2 separate regions of the Homo sapiens genome follow, and region 2 is linked to region 1. Evidence: read pairs that join two places in POLR2A ChIA-PET (ENCODE). Cell type or tissue: Caco-2. All regions are shown on one strand. Links, peaks and the distances in the headings refer to the core of each region. The heading gives the core; the rest is flanking DNA. Region 1 holds the start of CHCT1 (CHD1 helical C-terminal domain containing 1). Region 2 overlaps USP32 (ubiquitin specific peptidase 32).

Region 1 (9,695 bases), core at 4,987-8,986:
CTCCAGGCTAGCTAGGTGCCTGGAATTTCCCTAGAAGGAACACCAGATTTTTATTTTTCTTTTCTTTCTTTCTTTTTTTTTTTTTTAGATGGAGTCTTGCTCTGTTGCCCAGGCTGGAGTGCAGTGGTGCAATCTCAGCTAGCTGCAACCTACGGTCTCCCGGGTTCAAGCAATAATTCTACCTCAGCCTCCTGAGTAGCTGGGATTACAGGAAGAAATTTAAAACAAAGAATGGGTGGTTGGAGTTCAGTCCTCTGTTTATAGTCCTCTATAAAGAAAATAAATTTTTCGTTATTTTCATGCTTGGGGAGGGTGGTATCCAGCAGGTCCCTAAGAAGGGTCCTTGCTTAGTCTCACTTGCAGCCTGTCTTGGAAGGTCCTGATGCCTTGTATTAGCACAAGAGGAGATTCCTATCCACTGGGGAGGGCTGGATGTAGGCTGCTGGCAGGGAAGACACAGGACTTCACTGTACATGGTCAAATATCTTACTGGCCTTCTGTTTACTCCCTGGTTCCTTGGCTTGGGCCTGGAATGTGGTTAATTGGGCTTTAAACCCCCTTGCCTTCTTCCTCTGCCTTTTTGCTCTCAAGAGTAGCCCTGTGTCTGGTGTTTGTCACAGTGTCTCCATTTGAAGGCTTCCATGGGTTAAAGACCCATCTAACTTCCAGAATCACTGCCGAGAAGGTCCACAAGCTTAGGTTAGACTTGTTAGATCCTTAGTTCCTAATATCTTTGGGGCTAGACCTCTTTGATGAGTCTTTGCATACAATTCACTGGATAGCACTTCAAAGGTTTGTTGACTCCCTTAAGCCCATTGGTGGATTAAGACAGTGTCTAGGTAATGATTCGGATCCAGGTGGCCTTGGAGTAGGGACAACTTGGCTTAGCTGGGAGGTGCTGGCATGCTCTTCAGACCCAGCACTCCAGCTATGACAGGGATTTCAATGGCCTTCCTTTTCTTGGAGTCTTTATACAATTCTAATTGGATAATTTGGAGCAAGAACAAAAATCCTCTTTTGGTAATTTTAAGATATGCTTGGTGGTGTTTTTTTTGTTTATTTGTTTGTTTTTTTGAGATTGAGTCTCACTCTGTTGCCCAGGCTGGAGTGCAGTGGCATGATCTCGGCTCACTGCAACCTCTGCCTCCCAGGTTCAAGCAATTCTCCTGCCTCAGCCTCCTGAGTAGCTATGACTACAGGCACGTGCCACCACGCCCAGCTAATTTTTGTATTTTTAGTAGAGACAGGGTTTCAGCATGTTGGCCAGAATGGTCTCGATCTCTTGACCTCATGATCTGCCCGCGTCGGCCTCCCAAAGTGCTGGGATTACAGGTGTGACCCACTGCGCCTGGCTTACTCTTGGGTTTCTTACAAAGAAAAGAGGATAGAGGAGAGTTCTTTAGGGTAATACAAGGATTCTACATCACTGGTCAACCCAGAAAGAGAGATGGGCAGATTTCATATCTATGAGGGAAAGCGTAAGCAGTAGATGCTAAGAGTTATTTTCTATGTATGCTTAATTCAGGACATACAACAAGAATTTCGTGAGTTCCATCACATATACTAGGGGATGGAGGTAAAGCATGATGATTATGAAACAGGCGTATGCCATCAAAGAGCATGCCAACCTGCATAAAGAGGGGGGTGGGCAAATTAACAACCCACAACCCCCTCACCTGCCAGATGCCTAAAGTATATGGCACATATTTGGATTAAAAAAAATGTGGTGGAGGGATGACTTTGTTGAATGACTTGATTTGCCCTATAGAGTCATTTTATGCCGACCAATGGAATTTTGAAGAATGCTCCCAAAGGCAATGGATTTTTGTTTTGTCTTAGTTAATGTTGAGCCATTATTCCTGGCTGCTGTTAGGTTCAATTGTCTCTTCAGGCTACTCCCCATGGTTGATAATAAAACCATTATGAGAATAGGGCAGTCATCCAAAGCCTAGGGCTTGCTGAAAGCTCTGGCAGGGAAAATGGTAGTTTGGGATTAGGGAACAGGAAGGGACAGCTAAGCTTTGAGGTACTAACAGTTATTTCCTCCTTCTGAATTGAACTGGGGATATATATACACACACATGCACACACACACATATATTCATGTATTTATATATGTATGTATATATCCAATTCCTTTTTTTTTTTTTTTGAGACAGAGTCTCAATCTGTCACGCAGGTTGGAGTACAGTGGTGTGATCTCGGCTCACTGCAACCTCCCCCTCTTGGGTTCAAGCCATTCTCCTGCCTCAGCCTCCTAAATAGCTGGGATTACAGGTATGCACCACCACACCCAGTTAATTTTTATATTTTTAGTAGAGACTGGTTTTAACCGTGTTGGCCAGGCTGGTCTCGAACTCCTGACCTCAGGTGATCCACCCACCTCAGCCTCCCAAAGTGCTGGGATTACAGGTGTGAACCACTGTGCCCAGCAAATTTCTTTCTTTCTTTCTTTTTATTTTAACTGTATTTTCTTCCAGTCTTGATCCATATTTGTGTCCACTTATGAAGTGTAGCATACATACCCTTTTATGTTCTGTATTTTTGGTGGGGAGTCTCTCTATGTTGCCCATGCTGGTCTCTAACTCCTAGGCTCAAAAGATCCTCTTGCCTTGGCCTCCCAAAGTGCTGAGAATACAAGCATAAGCCACATGCCCAGCTGATTTTTAATTTTTTTTTTTTTTTTTGTGACAGAGTCTCGCTCTTGTCGCCCAGGCTGGAGTGCAGTGCCATGATCTCGGCTCACTACAACATCTGCCTCCCAGGTTCAAGCGTTTCTCCTGCCTCAGCCTCCTGAGTAGCTGGGATTACAGGTGCCTGCCACCACACCCAGCTAATTTTTGTATTTTTAGTAAAGACAGGATTTCGCCATGTTGGCCAGGCTGGTCTCGAACTCCTGACCTCAAGTGATCCGCCTGCCTCAGCCTCCCAAAGTGTGCTGGGATTACAGGCTTGAGCCATTGTGCCCAGCCTGATTTTTAAAATTTTTATGTATTTATTTATTTTTATTTTTATTTTTATTTTGAGACAGAGTCTTGCTGTGTCGCCCAGGCTGGAGGGCAGTGGCACAATCGAAGCTCACTGCAACCTCTGCCTCCTGGGTTCAAGCGATTCTCCTGCCTCAGCCTCCTGAGTAGCTGGGGCTACAGGCGTCCACCACCACGTCCGGCTAATCTTTTTTTTTTTTTTTTTGAGACGGAGTTTCACTCTTGTTACCCAGGCTGGAGTGCAATGGCACGATCTCGGCTCACCACAACCTCTGCCTCCCAGGTTCAAGCGATTCTCCTGCCTCAGCCTCCCTAGTAGCTGGGATTATAGGCATGTGCTACCACGCCCAGCTAATTTTGTATTTTTAGTAGAGACGGGGTTTCTCCATGTCAGTCAGGCTGGTCTCAAACTCCCGACCTCAGGTGATCTGCCTGCCTCAGCCTCCCAAAGTGCTGGGATTACAGGCGTGAGACCCCTCGCCTGGCTAATTTTTGTATTTTTAGTAGAGACAGCATTTCACCATCTTGGCCAGGCTAGTCTCAAACTCCTGACCTCAGGCAATCCACCCGCTTTGGCCTCCCAAAGTGCTGGGATTACAGGTGTGAGCCACCGTGCCTGGCCTCTGTTTTTTTTTTTTTTTTTTTTACTATTAACTTTTCCTTTTTTGTATTCTACTGCATCTTCTCAGAATTGTGTTCTGTCACCAAAAGCAGTTTCAACAAAAGCAAAAAGTGACTAATGGGATCTAATTAAACTAAAGAGCTTCTGCACAGCAAAATAAATTATCAATAGAGTAAACAGACAACCTACAAAATGGGAGAAAAATTTTGCAAACTATGCATCCTACAAAGGTCTAATATCCAGCATCTGAAAGGAACTTAAATACATTTACAAGAATAAAAACAAACAACCCCATTAAAAAGCCATCAAAGGACATGAACAGACACTTTTCAAAAGAAAATATACATGCAACCAATAAGCATATGAAAAAAAGCTCAACATCACTGGTCATTAAAGAAATGCAAATCAAAACCACAGTGAGATACCACCTCACACCAGTCAGAATGATGATGATTAAAAAGTCAAAAAATAACAAATGCTGGCAAGGTTGCAGAGAAAAAGAAACACTTCTACACTGTTGGTAGGAGTGTAAATTAGTTCAACCATAGCGGAAAGTAGTGTGGTGAATCCTCAAAGAGCTAAAAACAGAACTACCATTCAACCCAGCAATCCTGTTACTGGATATATACCCAAAGGAATATAAATCATTCTACCATAAAGACACATGCACTCGTATATTTATTACAGCACTATTCACAATAGCAAAGACATGGAATCAACCTAAATGCCCATCAATGGTAGACTGAATAAAGAAAATGTGGTAATATCCATCATGGAATACTATACAGCCATAAAAAAGAACGAGATCATGTCCCTTGCAGGAACATTGATGGAGCTGAAGGCCATTATCCTTAGAAAACTAACATAGGAACAGAAAACCAAATACCGCATGTTCTCACTTATAAGTAGGAGCTAAATGATGAGAACACATGAACACGTAGAGGGGAACAACACACACTGGGGCCTACCAGAGAGTGGAGGGTGGGAGAAGTGAGAGGATCAGGAAAAATAACTAATGGGTACTAGGCTTAATACCTGGGTAACAAAATAATCTGTGCAACAGGCTGGGCACGGTGGCTCATGCCTGTAATCCCAGCACTTTGGGAGGCTGAGGTGGATCACGAGGTCAGGAGATGGAGGCCATCCTGGCTAACACAGTGAAACCCCGTCTCTACTAGAAATACAAAAAAATTAGCCGGGCGTGGTGGCAGGGGCCTGTAGTCCCAGCTACTCGGGAGGCTGAGGCAAGAGAATGGCGTGAACCCGGGAGGCGGAGCTTGCAGTGAGCAGAGATGGCGCCACTGCATTCCAGCCTGGGTGACACAGCGAGACACCATCTCAAAAAAAAAAAAAAAATTCTGTGCAACAAACCCCCATGACACAGGTTTATCTATATAACAAACCTGCAACTCAAGGTTAAAAAAAATTATTATTATTATTATTATTATTATTATTATTATTATTATTATTTTATTATTATTATTTGAGTCGGAGTCTTGCTCTGTTGCTCTAGCTGGAGTGCAGGGGCATGGTCTTGGCTCACTGCAACCTCTGCCTCCCGAGTTCAAGCGATTCTCCTGCCTCAGCCTCCTGAGTAGCTGGGATTACAGGCATGCACCACCGCGCCTGGCTAATTTTTGTATTTTTAGTATTTTTATTTTTATTTTATTTATTTTGTTTATTTTATTTTATTTTATTTTATTTGTTTTGTTTTATTTTATTTATTTTGTTTTACTTTATTTTATTTTGTATTTTTAGTAGAGACTAAAAATAGTAGAGAGTTTTAGTAGAGGGTTTTGCCATGTTGGCCAGGCTGGTCTCAAACTCCTGATCTCAGGTGACCCACCCACCTCGGCCTCTCAAACTGCTGCGATTATAGGTGTGAGCCACCGCACCCGGCAGAATTATGTTGTTTTAAAACTTAGCATTATATAATGTTTTTAATGATGTTATTTAATCCTTATGAGTAGATTTTTAAAAAAGACTCTTTCCTGGCCGGACGCGGTGGCTCACGCCTGTAATCCTAGCACTTTGGGAGGCTGAGGCAAGCAGATCACCTGAAGTCGGGAGTTAGACACCAGCGTGACCAACATGGAGAAACCCCGTCTTTACTAAAAATACAAAATTAGCCAGACGCGGTGGCACAAGCCTGTAATCCCAGCTACTCGGGAGGCTGAGGCAGGAGAATGGCTTGAACCCGAGAGGCGGAAGTTGCAGTGAGCCGAGATCACGCCATTGCTCCAGCCTGGGCAATAAGAGCAAAACTCCGTCTCAAAAACAAACAACAAACAAACAAACAAAAAAACCTCTTTCCTGACTGTAAAAGTAAAGCATAATTGTTATTGTTAAAAATACAGATAATATGTGAAGAAAGTGAAAAATTACCTTTGATATTTTGAAGTGTATCCTTCAAGACTTTTTTCTATGCATATATAAATATATATGTACAAAAATGGAATCATACCTTTTAGTTCCTGTTTTCCATGTCAATAGATATATAGTGACATATTTCATGTTTTTATGAATATACCATGATTTATGTATTCTATTAGTGACACTGCAATTGTTTCCAAATTGTCACTATTGTAACAGTCCTCATCATCTTCTCTCCTTAGGACTAATTCCTCCTATAAGTAGAATTGGTGAGTCACAGAGCATGCACATTTAAACACTTTAAAATACATTGTTTACCAATCTCACTGCCAGTAGGAACGTATGTAAAGGTTCCTTTCCCCTTGCTCTTGCCAATATAATTATCCTTCTTAATACTCGCAAAATAATCTGGAATTAATGATCAGAAAACAGACCTTCCATCTTGGAGGCGGATAAGTGGAAGGTTTATTCCTCCCCTTACAACAACAACAACGACAACAATAACAACAAGACGTTTGCTGAACATGCTGGCATAGAGGACAAGTTAAAAAGTTTCTGGACTCAAAGGGTGCTCCTCCAAAGCTCCGGGCCTCCGGGCTACCCCTACTTGAAGCCGCTATGCCCCTCTCCTGTGCCCGAGGTGGCCGCTGGGTGGCAGGGGAGGCCCGGGCCGACGGCGGTCCCACCGCACTGTCGCGAAGGCAGGCGAAGAACAGGGCCACACTGAGTGGGGACAACTGGGCCCGGGCCCAGAGGACACGAAGGAAGGTCCGGGAGAAGGAATTCCTAGTTTCAGGGAAGAAAAGGTGGCTCGAGTGAGGAAACTGCGGGGGCAACGGTCTCTCGTCGCCGGGACCCCGCCGTGTGCCGCCCAGGGACGCGAGGGGGCGCTGCTGCCGCGCCAGGGGCGAGGGTCCCGGGGCCTCCTGAGCACCTCCCGGCCCTGCCCGGCCAACTCAGACTACACCCGGACTCTGCCCACCGCGTTTCCGCCCTCGGCCTCGGGTCCCTGGAGGGCTCGCGGGTAGGAAGAGTCGGGGTGGCGGGACTTTCGCCGACACCCGGCTCCCCGCCTGGTGGCTGCGCACACGAGGCCGGCGACGGGACTTGCCCGCGTCTCAGCGCCTCCTGTGTGAAGCGGGACCGCTGCGGTACCTGCCCCAGGGAAGGCCGCGGGGAGGGTTACAGAGCCCGTAGGCACTGGCGGGGATCTTTATACACCCCCAAAACACACACATCCCACCCAGTACCCAGCACCCAGCACCCAGCACGGAGGGCTTATTATTAACAACTTCCTGGAGGCCGCAGGGGCAGTGCTGGCTCACTGTGTCCCTTCTCCCTTTCAGCTCTCCCTAGACCTCTGTCCCAAATCAGAAAAGAATTTTACAAACTGTGCTTTCCTCTCGGGGAGCCCCCACCACGGCGTAACCCAGCAGGCAGGAATGGCACACGTGCAGGAAAATGAGTTCAACAGCCTTACCAGGTGGTGTCAGGATCAGCATCTGACAGTATTCTTGGGAGAAGGGGCGCCAGCCTCTCCTGGCCTGCTGTGCGCTCTGCCAAAGTCTTCGCTCGACCCCGCACATCTTGCTCCGTTCCCTAGTCCAGATCCCAGCTGGAGGGGCCAGCTGCAGCCACCCCTAAGAATGAGGAAATGGGAGCGGGGTGGGGGGCTGGGTTCTGTGTTGGCGGTTGCCGTGGCTTTGCTCCGAGTTCTGGAGCCAAACCGCCCACTCCCTGAGACGGCTAGGTCACAGAAGCAGTGGGTCAGAAGCCAGAGGGGACGTGGGGAGTGCCACCCTGGAGCCTACCGGCACACCTGCTGAGATGGAGGCCTCAGATGGGCAAGGGGGTGAAGGGGACAAGCCACTAGAGCAGGTGAAGTGGGGTGTGAGGGAGGGAGGGAAGGAGGGTCCCGGAGGGGCTGGTTTTGGAAAGTAGAGAACATGAAATTCAGGAAAGAAGAGAAGAACAATGATAGGGTACCTGAGATAGCAAGAGGCCTAAAGCACAAGAACTTTCATTCATTCAGAAGTTTATGCATGACCTGTGTTCCTGGCGAGATGATGGGGAAGAGGTCGCCTCTCATTGTTGGTTATGAAGACTTGAGAGTATGTGTATGTATACACATGGTCTGTGTGTGGTTGTGTGGTGTGTGTGCTGTGTTGGAGGAGTTGATCAGCCAGAGTCCTGTCTCTAGGACCTGGAGGAGCCTGTGTCCCATCTCCTCTCCATGCACCTCCCTCCCCCTGGCCTTTCCCTTCAGAGTGGTCTGGACGGGATCTTCCTTGTTCTCCCCGAACACAGACTAGAATTCATACTTTTCTGAGAAGCTTTTGAAAGGTGAGGGGCAAATCCAGTTCTGACTTCTAGTGTTATTTCACAGTCACTTTGTTGCCACTTATTTTCAGCTTTCTTTTTTTCTTTGTTCTTTTTTTTTTTTTGAGACAGAGTCTCACTCTGTCACCTAGGCTGGACTGCAGTGGCATGATCTTGGCCCACTGCAACCTCTGCCCCCTGGGTTGGAGCAATTTATCCTGCCTCAGCCTCCTGAGTAGATGGGATTACAGGTATGCATTACCACACCTGGCTAATTTTTGTATTTTTGGTAGAGAGGGGGTTTCGCCATGTTGGCCAGGCTGGTCTTGAACTCCTGACTTCAGGTGATCCACCCATCTCGGCCTCCCAAAATGCTGGGATTACAGGTGTGAGCCACTGTGCCCAGTTTTGCTCTGTCACCCAGGCTGGAGTGCAGTGGCTCAGTCTCGGCTCACTGCAACCTCCACCTCCTGGGTTCCAGCAATTCTCCTGCCCCAGCCTCCCAAGTAGATGGGATTACAGGCACGTGCCACCACACTTAGCTGATTTTTTTGTATTTTTGGTAGAAATTGGGTTTTGCCATGCTGGCCAGGCTGGTCTTGAACTTCTGGGCTCAAGCAATCCACCCACTTCAGCCTCCTAAAATGTTGGGATTACAGGCGTGAGCCACTGGGCCTGGCCTAATTTTCAGCTTTCTTTGCCCCACTTTTGTGGTCAAAGGTTCTTTCTCATCATCACCATCATCCACTTTTTCTGAATAGTCATTAGATGCATGGTTTATTAGTCCATTTTGCATTCCTATAAAGGAATACTTGAGGCTAGGCAATTTATAAAGAAAAGAGGTTTATTTGGCTCACAGTCCTGCAGGCTGTACACGAAGCATCTGCTTCTGGTGAGGGCCTCAGGAAGCTTACAAGCATGACAGAAGATGAAGAGGGAGCAAGCTTGTCACATGGTGAGAGAGCAAGCAAGAGAGAGAGGAGGGCGTGTCAGGCTCTTGTTACCAACCAGCTCTCACATGAACTGACAGAGTGAGAACTCACTTAATTGGGGCAGGGAGGGCACCAAGCCCATTCATGAAGGATCCACCCCCATGACCCAAACACCTCCCATCAGACCCTGCCTCCAACATTGGGGATCACGTTTCAACATGAGATTTAGAGGGGACACACATTCAAACCATATCACATGACGATGCTAGAGGCTAGGGATGCAAAGAAATGGGCCCAGTCTGATGCAGTCAGTAAACATTTGCCAAGTGAGTGAGTAAATGAATCCCTGTTCATTCCCCCAAGGAGCTGCTTAAATCTTTTGATGCCTCATTGTTCTCATCTGTAACTAGGGTTAATGATATTGAAACCGTCCCTAGAAACTTTATAAAATTAATCAGAAAA
Region 2 (9,695 bases), core at 1,833-5,832, 160 kb before region 1:
TCTGCCACATCATGTATCTCAGTCATGAGGAGGCAAAAGAGAAACATGTCACATAACTTAATGAACTCTACGGGTGAGGATATGATCTGATAAATTTCAACTCATTCAGGAGTTTTACACTGAACAGTCACGACTAAAATTCCAGGACAGAAAAATGAAGAATGCCAACAGAGGGAGAAGCTATGTTGAACATAGGCTATATTTCAAAATGCTACTTGTTTATCTTTGAAGTAATAATTGTCAATGATTCTGCACTGATGACAAAATTAACAGCTAGTGTAAACCCATTTTAATTTTATAGGACTCAGCATCTAGAACAGATAGGAAAATCACAGTGAAATATGAAAATGTAATAACTTCTATTAATTTTATTGTTTGAAAATCTAAAATGCTACTAATAAAACTAAAATAAAGGCTGTTTAAAAAGTACAAATGTAGGCCAGGCACGGTGGCTCACACTTGTAATCCTAGCACTTTGGGAGGCCAAGGCGGGTGGATCACTTAAGGTCAGGAGTTTGAGACCAGCCTGGGTAACATGGCAAAACCCGTCTCTACTAAAAATACAAAAATTAGCCAGGTGTGGTGGTGCAAGCCTGTAATCCCAGCTACTTGGAAGGCTGAGGCAGGAGCATCACTTGAACCCAGGACGTAGAGGTTCCAGTGAGCCGAGATCATTCCACTGCACTCCAGCCTGGGTGACAGAGCAAGACTATCTCAAAAAAACAAAAATAAAAACAAAAACAAAAACAAAAAAACAAAAAAAGGACAAATGTAATTTGATATGTGTGATAAATTATTAATACATGGTATAAGAACCTTTTATATCTAACAGAACAAAATATAAAATGCTCAAGATGGTAAAAAGTATTTTTAAGATGATAATCTGATTCTTTTATATAACCACAAATATTCAAGGAACAATTTTCAGGTACACTGACCTCAAAGATATGTTAATACTGTCCAAAAGGAAAGAAACGTCATGAAAAGAAATAATAGATACCACCGTACAGAATCATCATGCATACAATGATGATCAAAAGCCCATTTGCTATACTGACACCTGAGTAATAATTAACACACTGTAAAAACATATAGAGCATTATGCTTAAAATCTAGAACTGTAAATGGATTTTATTTTCTCCCAATTTAATGGATGTTTTACTGACTGCAGTTAGGACTACTGCTAAGCAAGGTATCATATGAACTTTTTCTAAAGCAAATTCACTGACTATATGGCTTATTTATTTTGTTTTATGTATGTATGTATGTATTTATTTATTTGAGACAGAGTTTCACTCTTGTTATTCAGGCTGGAGTGCAATGGTGTCATCTTGGCTCACTGCAACCTCCGCCTCCCAGGTTCAAGCAAAGCTCCTGCGTCAGCCTCCTGAGTAGCTGGAATTACAGATGCCCAACACCATGCCCGGCTAATTTTTGTATTTTTAGTAGAGACAGGGTTTCGCCATGTTGGCCAGGCTGGTCTCGAACTCCTGACCTCAGGTGATCCGCCCACTGTGGCCTCCCAAAGTGCTGGGATTACAGGCGTGAGCCACCATGCCCAACCTATATGACTTATTTGTAAATGTCCTCCGTTTAAATGTGGCCCTGATTTTCAAAATAGTGTCAGCTGATCACTTGCTCTGTTCTACTTGAATCTTTGGAGGTTTCTCCATAGTTTGGTATAAAGTTCAACTCCTGAGTTTTGTACCCAAGGCCCTTCAAGATACGTCTCCAATCCAGGTCTACAGCCTTCAATATATGAATCTGTTATTCCAGCCACATCAGAATATTTGCAGTTCTAGGACTACACAGGATGTTTTACTGTACAGTCCTATACAGTAATAATGTCTTCTATTCTACCCCTAGTTGTTACCTCTTTTAGGAATCACCTTTCAACTTTTTACTTCTGTTAACCATAATTAACTAATTATTAAAGTGCCACATCCCAGCAGAAATCTTCTGGACTTTCAAAGTTCAATTTACATGGTTCCCTTTCTATCCTCTCACCGTAATACTTGGTGCTAACCTTTTTTTTTTTCCAGACAAGTTCTCATTCTGTTGCTCAGCCTGTAGTGCAGTGGTGTAATCATGGCACACTGCAGCCTTGACCTCCCAGGCTCAAATGATCCTCTCGCCTCAGCCTCCCTTGTAGCTGGAACTATAGACATGTGCTACTGTGCCTGGCTACGTTTTTTCTTTTTTTAGAGATAGAGTCTCGTTATGTTACCCAGGCTGGTCGAGAGCTCCTGGGCTCAAGTGATTCTCCCACCTCAGCCTTCCAAAGTGCTGGGATTATAGATGAGAACTACCATGCCCAGCCTCAACTTCTAACATAGCCCTGATCACACTTGTCTATCTTTACCTGTATACTACAAACTATCCAAGGGTAACATCTAGATCTCTTGAGCCACTACAGAGTATCATTAAATAGTCAACAGATGAATTAGATAAAACAGAGAAGAGTTGGAAGTCAGAAAAAGAATGAGTAATGTTGGTACAATCTAGTCACCAGCGAATATGGTTAATAGGCTTGGTTAAAAAACCCAAGTTCTATCCCAAACTATTACTATTTCATTATCATGGTTACATGGAAATGAAGCAGCTAAATGATCTTGTTTAATGTTCACAGAAGAGCCAGAAGTAGAAACTCCATCTAACATAAAAGGCGACAGCAAAAATACCTACATACTTATGAAACACTTAGAAAAAAGGTGTTCAAAATTTTATCTCTACACAAGGCATTTTCTAACAGAAACTTTTCCTGGTTTTTGTTCTCATACACACGAAATAGAAGTCGATACCTTAGTTTCTGGCAGAGAGGAGAAAGAAGGGGACTGAATTGTCAAAGCTCTAGCCTGAAACTCATTTCTATTATTTGTTTCTATTGAGAATCAGTTAATAGGGCCATTAACAATTTCTTCTGAAATTGTGATTGAAGAAAGAAAAAAAACTGACGTTCTTTATTTATTCTAAACCTCTATTTAATAACACCATTGTGGTGTAGATCCTACCAATCTGCGACTTGGTACATGTCAATGCTTCAGTAGAAAGACTCCAATTTATGCAAATGTGTCTCATACAGGTAATTTATTTTCAATTTCACAGGGACACATAGACATCATAGTAATGCAAGCTATAGGAGTAAATCTATTATGATAACATTACTAATAAATGTTACCAAACTAAATAAGTCAAGGATTTTTTTTTAATTTATAAAGTACATGTTTATTTTTGCTATTACATGCTTATTCTGGCTACCACTAAAGGACACAGGAGAGGTCCTTACCACAACCATTTAAAAAAATTTTTTAGGCCAGCACAGTGGCTCATACCTGTAATCCCAGCACTTTGGGAGGCTGAGGCAGGACTGCTTGAGCCCAGGAGTTTGCAACCAGCCTGGGAAACATGGCGAGACCTGGTCTCTACAAAAAAAAAAAAAAATTAGCTGGGCATGGTGGTGCACACCTATAGTCTCAGCTACTCGAAAGGCTGAGGCAGGATTGCTTGAACCCAGGAGGTCGAGGCTGCAGTGAGCCAAGATCCCACCACTGCACTCTAGCCTAGGCAACAGAGCAAGATCCTGTCTCCAAAAAAACAAACAGACAAAAAAAAAAACAAAAGAAATTTCTTGAAAGAATAGATGTACTGGCCAGGCGCAGTGGCTCACGCCTATAATCCCAGCACTTTGGGAGGCCAAGGCAGGGAGATCACTGGAGGCCAGGGGTTTGAGATCAGCCTGGCCAACATAACGAAACCCCATCTCTACTCTAAAAATACAAAAAAATCAGCCGGCATGGTGGCACACACCTGCAGTCCCAGCTACTTTGGAGGCTGAGGCAAGAAAATCACTTGAAGCCGGGAGGCAGAGGTGGCAGTGAGCTGAGATCCTGTCAGTGCACTCCAGGCTGGGTGACAGAGCAAGACTCTGTCAAAAAAAAAAAAAAAAAAAAAAAAAGAGAGAGAGAATATATGTACTGCCAGATTAAGAGGAAAAAAACATTTCCATCATCTCAGATATCCTTACGGTTGTTCCCAATTAATCTGCACACCCCTGAAATCACTATTCCAACTTCTATCACTATTTGTTAGTTTTGCTTCTGTGTTCTTCGACTTCATATAAATGGAATCATACAGTATATATTCTTTTTTGTTTGACTTCTTTTGCTCAATATAAGGTTAGCCTTACCACAACTTAGTCAAATGGAAGAAATACAGATGATAGGCTATAGTTGCCAAGGGCTCTGTCTACATAATTCTTATAAAATGCCTAGCTTATAATAAATGTTTTCACATACAGTTTCAGAGTTGCTTAAAGATGGAATGGCTCTCTTTGGAGATAACTTGGAGGTGTTTTACCCACAGGTCCAGATAAGTACTTGGTAGGGAGGATGCCAAAGAGATTCAAGCATGTATATAAGCGATACATCCCAAATGGAGTACATGATATTTTTAGAAAAAGATAAATTAGTTCTATCTAGACTCACCTTTGTGGTGTCATGTGCATTCAGTATGCCTTCTACAATATCAGAGAGATCCATATGTAATTCCTTTAAAAATAACCCAAAGGAGTAATTAGAAAACAGTGAATATACTTTTAATTTTGTTATTCAATGGCTAAAGTATATTAAGCAAGATTTGTTTTGCTTTTCTTGTAGAGATGGGGTCTCCTTACGTTGCCCAGGATTATCTCAAACTCCTGGGCTAAAGTGATCCTCCAGCCCTGGCTTCCCAAAGTGCGGAGATTCCAGGCAAGAACTACTGCGCCCGGCCTTGCTCAAGTATTTTTATAATTACCATAGATTCTCATATATGATTAAAAATTAAGATAACTTTCCTATGGTTTCATTCTTATTTTACATAGTTCAGTTTAAGATTTTCTAAGCCAAACTCTCTTTCCAATTTTGCATCTTCAGCTATAAATATTTTGAGTAGCATAATGTAGTAACTAAAAGCAGTAACAAATTATTTTATGCTTTTAAAGAAAATGATTCCCTCCAATTTCCCATTGGAAGTTTATACGCAACAAGACATACACAATCATAACTTACAGGAATATCATCAGTGCGGTTGTCCTTCCAGACTTCTAAAAGTGCAACCACCATGTCTCTCAGTTCAACCCTGGAGAGAACTCCATCACGGTCAACATCAAATACCTTGAAGCAAACTAATGAAAAGAAACTCTTATGGAGGAAAATCATTTTTGTATTCTGAGGTATAATATATTTTACTAGAAGTTGCCCTTGTATAATTACTTAGTTTTTAAAGCAAGTATATGTATTCTGGAACAGTTCTCATCTGTAATAAACTATATTATGTCATTATAGTCCTCAGAACTTGTAGGACTTCCTGCATATCATGAATCTGTATCTCTAAATCATTATTCAGATATAAGACCCTACCCTTCAGCCAAATCTAAAGCTAAATGCCTTACAAACTGTCAAGAAAGGGCGAAGTTACTGTACAATAAATATTACAATACCTTACAAGTTTTTAGGAAGTAATGCAAACCCCTAGGTTAATTTCTAATATTGAAAACTGATCATTGCAGAGTTGTTTCTTGTTCTTCTTTTTGTTTGTTGGAGATGGAGTCTCGCTCTGTCGCCCAGGCTAGAGTGCAGTGGCATGATCTCAGTTCACTGCAACCTCTGCCTCCCGAGTTCAAGTAATTCTCCTGCCTCAGCCTCCCGAGTAGCTGGGATTACAGGAGCACACCACAACACCCAGGTAATTTTTTTTTTTTTTTTTTGAGATGGAGTCTCACTCTGTCGCCCAGGCTGTGGTGCAGTGGAATGATCTCAGGTCACTGCAACCTCTGCCTCCCGGGTTCAAGCAATTCTCCTGTCTCAGCCTCTGAGAAGCTGGGACTATAGACACGTGCCACCATGCCTGGCTAAGTTTTTGTATTTTTAGTAGAGACGGGGTTTCACTGTGTTAGCCAGGATGGTCTCGATCTCCTGACCTTGTGATCAGCCCATCTCAGCCTCCCAAAGTGCTGGGATTACAGGCGTGAGCCACTGTGCCCGGCCAATTTTTGTATTTTTAGTAGAGACGGGATTTCACCATGTTGGCCAGGCTGGTCTCAAACTCCTAACCTCAAGTGATCCACCGGCCTTGGCCTCCCAAAGTGGTACGATTACAGGCATGATGCACGGTGCCAGGCCAGCAGAGTTGTTTGTTTGCTTAAAATATCCTATTTACAGCTGGGCATGGTGGCTCACGCCTGCAATCCCAGTACTTTGGGAGGCCGAGGTGGGCGAATCGCGAGGTCAGGAGCTCGAGACCAGCCTGGTCAACATGGTGAAATCCCGTCGCTACTAAAAATACAAAAAATTAGCTGGGCGTAGTGGCGGGCGCCTGTAATCTCAGCTACTTGGGAGGCTGAGGCAGAATTGCTTGAACCCGGGAGGCGGAGGTTGCAGTGATCCAAGATCGTGCCCCTGCACTCCAGCCCAAGCAACAGTGCGAGACTTCGTCTCAAAAAAGAAATCCTATTTATATCAAGAATCTTAAGCTGATATAAAGACAGTCCACTTCCATGTTACCTTTCCAGTATAACTAATGTACATTCAATCTTTTTTTGGCAAAAACAATTTTAACTCTTTTTTTTTTCTTTTTTTTGAGATGGCGTCTCGCTCTGTCACCCAGGCTGGAGTGCAGTTCTCAGCTTACTGCAACCTCCGCCTCCTGGGTTGAAGCGATTCTCCTGCCTCAGCCTCCCGAGTAGCTGGGACTATAGGTGTCCACCACCACGCCCGGCTAACTTTTGTATTTCTAGTAGAGACAGGGTTTCACCATATTGGCCAGGCTGATCTTGAACTCCTGACCTTGTGATCCGCCTGCCTTGGCCTCCCAAAGTGCTGGGATTACAGGTGTGAGCCACCGTGCCAGGCCTTTTTTTCTTTTGAGACAGAGTCTTGCTGTCTCCCAGGCTGGAGTGCAATGGCGCAATCTTGGCTCACTGCAACCTCCACCTCCCAGGTTCAAGCAATTCTCCTGCCTCAGCTTCTCAAGTAGCTGGGATTACAGATGCCTGCCACTGCACCCAGTTAATTTTTGTATTTTTAGCCGAGACTATGTTTCGCCATGTTGGCCAGGCTGATCTTGAACTCCTGACCTCAGATGATCCACCTGCCTCGGCCTCCCAAAGTGTTGGGATTACAGGCGTGAGCAACCATGCCCGGCCAACAATTTTAACTCTTTAATGAAATTCAAACACAACATGCTAACAATTAGAACACCAGTGCTTTGCTATTTAACTCCAAATGAATCATTCTAGTTTAACTTCCATTAGTTCATCAGCAAAAAAAGAAATTAAAACAAAATTTTTTAAGACAACAATTAACTTTAATGGAAATGCAGAGCTGGGCATGGAGGCTCATGTCTATAACCCCAACACTTTGGAAGGCTGAGGTGGGCGGATCATTTAAGGCCAGAGGTTCGAGACTAGCCTGGGCAACATAACAAGACACTATCTCTATTTAAAAAAAAAAAAAAAATTAGCCAGGCATGGTGGTACATGCCTGTAGTCCCAGCTACCTAGGAGGCTAGGATGGGAGGATCCATTGAGCCCAGAAGTTCAAGGTTACAGTGAGCTACGATCACACCACTGCACTGCACTGGACTCCAACTTGGGCAACAGAACAAGACCCTGTCTCAAAAAAAAAAAAAAAAAAAAAAAGATTTTAGCTTCCTCATCTAAGAGCAAATTGTAATGGAAACAACCAAGCCAGTTTGAAATAGTGGTATAACAACAGGGAATAAAAATAGAGATTTGAATTTTTAGTTGAAAAATTATTTCATATACCTTCATAATAGAATTATGGCTATTAAATCAATTGAGCGCATCATAGTACAACAGTACTAAATACGATAAAAATATTGAACACCACACCCAAAATATGCAACATTTGGGAAGATTTATTTTAGAAAGACGTGGAGATAATGACCCCAGTAAATATATTTGAGTTAGGTTCCAATTAAATGTAAATGCCTGCATTTTTACAAATATGGTTAAGATTTAATAATGGAATGTATTTATGCTTACAAATTATGCTACAACATTTTAGTTAGGTTAAAAAAGATCATTTTAGTATTTGACAAAATTAGTTTTGACCATAAATTTTCTTTTGCCAATGAAATATTAATCTGTGCCAGTGGATGGAAAATGAGTTATGCCTCAACTTATGTAAGACACAAAATTCTACCAGAAAAATATTTCCTAAATGTTTAAAATTTTCAATTACATCATAGCTGATCTGATTCATTTATCATGAATTACAAATTCTTCAGGAAAATCAACTCCATTGTTAATAGCAAATATCCCAAACTATTCCATAGTAAAAAAGAAGAGGTGATTGATTCCTTAGAGTGACCTCAGTAAAACCCTAACATGAGATTAATATTTGTTAATCTGACAAAGTTATAAAAATTCAAGCCTTAATCCACAGATAATTTTACATTGATGAAAACTGATTTTCTCTCTACATAGTTTGCAATTTTTTGACAATGTTTAACACACTTACATTTTTGTCTTTCAGCCAGGGGTCCCCTGCAACAGGCTGATAACCCACAGGATATCTCCTTAAAATCTATGTGATTGTCACGATTTTCATCAAAAGCATTAAACAAACCTGTAAAATAGGAAGAGATGCCATAAATCACAGCCAAGCTTCCTAATGTTAATAATGACATGTTTACAAAAGGAGGAATGACTCTTTCCCATAAACTGACTGAATTTTTTTTTAAGTTTATTAGTAGTTCCTAATGTTTCAGGAAGTACCTCTTTCCTCTTGGTATAATTATAATTGAAACTTGTGATCATGGCAGAAAATACATTACAATCCTTTAGTGTTTGGTTATGTCCATCTATATTTATCTTACATCATTTTTAATGGCTAAAATGACTATTTTTGAAGTCAATAAATAAAAATTAAAAACCAAAAAAAGGTCAGAAATTGCAACAATTATCCTTACTTAGAAAGACTAAGAAGAAAAAGGGAAAAAAGAAAGAAAAACTGAACTGCTTATTAAATGAATACTCGAAGATACACTATGGTATCATTAATAAGCTCCCATAAAGCTCTTTCATAAAGCAAAGGAAGATACACTATGCAACATAAGAGAAAGAAATTCTCTACTACAGTGTCTCTTTGTACTGTTGAATCTTTTATACATGAATATTTTAAATTTCACAAAGGGAATTTATAATCTAATCCTGTGGTTTTCAAACATTTCGTAAAAAAAAGAAATGAAACAATTTTGTTTTCAAATGAAATGATACATCAATCCCAATTCTAAAAAGGTAAAAACACAATGCACTGTTGTTGAAGTAGGTAGAAACCCAGAGCCCTATCTGCCCTGGCTCCCCTGACAAGTACTTCCGAAGTACTCTAGAAATTTGAAGAATACAGATAGTATATTCCCAGAATCTAACGCAGTGCCCTCAGTTTAGGGATTAGAAAACTAAAGCTCAGAGAAAATTACATGATTTGCCAAATATAAGTTTTAAAAGGTGAGAGCTGGAAGCAGAACCCAAGTATTCATATTCAAAATATGATTTTTATGATGTGCTCACAATTATATTTGGACTCCTTATTTTTAAAAAAGTAACAGCAGACTGGGCGCAGTGGCTCACGCCTGTAATCCCAGCACTTTGGGAGGCTGAGGTGGGCAGATCACCTGAGATCGGGGATTCA

What was found. Peaks named below come from ENCODE experiments on the same cell type or tissue, not always from the same donor. Only the 100,000 strongest peaks of a DNase experiment are listed, where the experiment ranks them.
Region 2: POLR2A ChIA-PET joins it to region 1 with 6 read pairs; 3 of 35 experiments call an interaction of 5 or more read pairs at or near these places.

What each region holds. Positions count from the first base shown.
Region 1 is chr17:60,414,784-60,424,478 of GRCh38, forward strand. CHCT1 (CHD1 helical C-terminal domain containing 1) reads left to right here and starts at 7,706. Exons shown (of 6, transcript NM_181707.3): 1 at 7,706-7,860. The coding sequence starts at 7,810. LOC105371850 (a long non-coding RNA gene) reads right to left here and starts at 2,622. Exons shown (of 3, transcript XR_934893.3): 1 at 2,526-2,622. It also overlaps a transcript of USP32 not described here. RefSeq lists silencers at 6,533-6,952, 6,963-7,062, 7,173-7,242. In Caco-2, for the core only: a CTCF peak has its summit at 6,791; a DNase peak (open chromatin) is centred at 6,648.
Region 2 is chr17:60,260,928-60,270,622 of GRCh38, forward strand. USP32 (ubiquitin specific peptidase 32) reads right to left here. Exons shown (of 34, transcript NM_032582.4): 7 at 8,523-8,630; 8 at 5,049-5,164; 9 at 4,485-4,547. Among named protein-coding and RNA genes, the nearest start is that of CA4, 120 kb to the left of the region's middle. In Caco-2, for the core only: no CTCF peak of the experiment used is centred there; no DNase peak of the experiment used is centred there.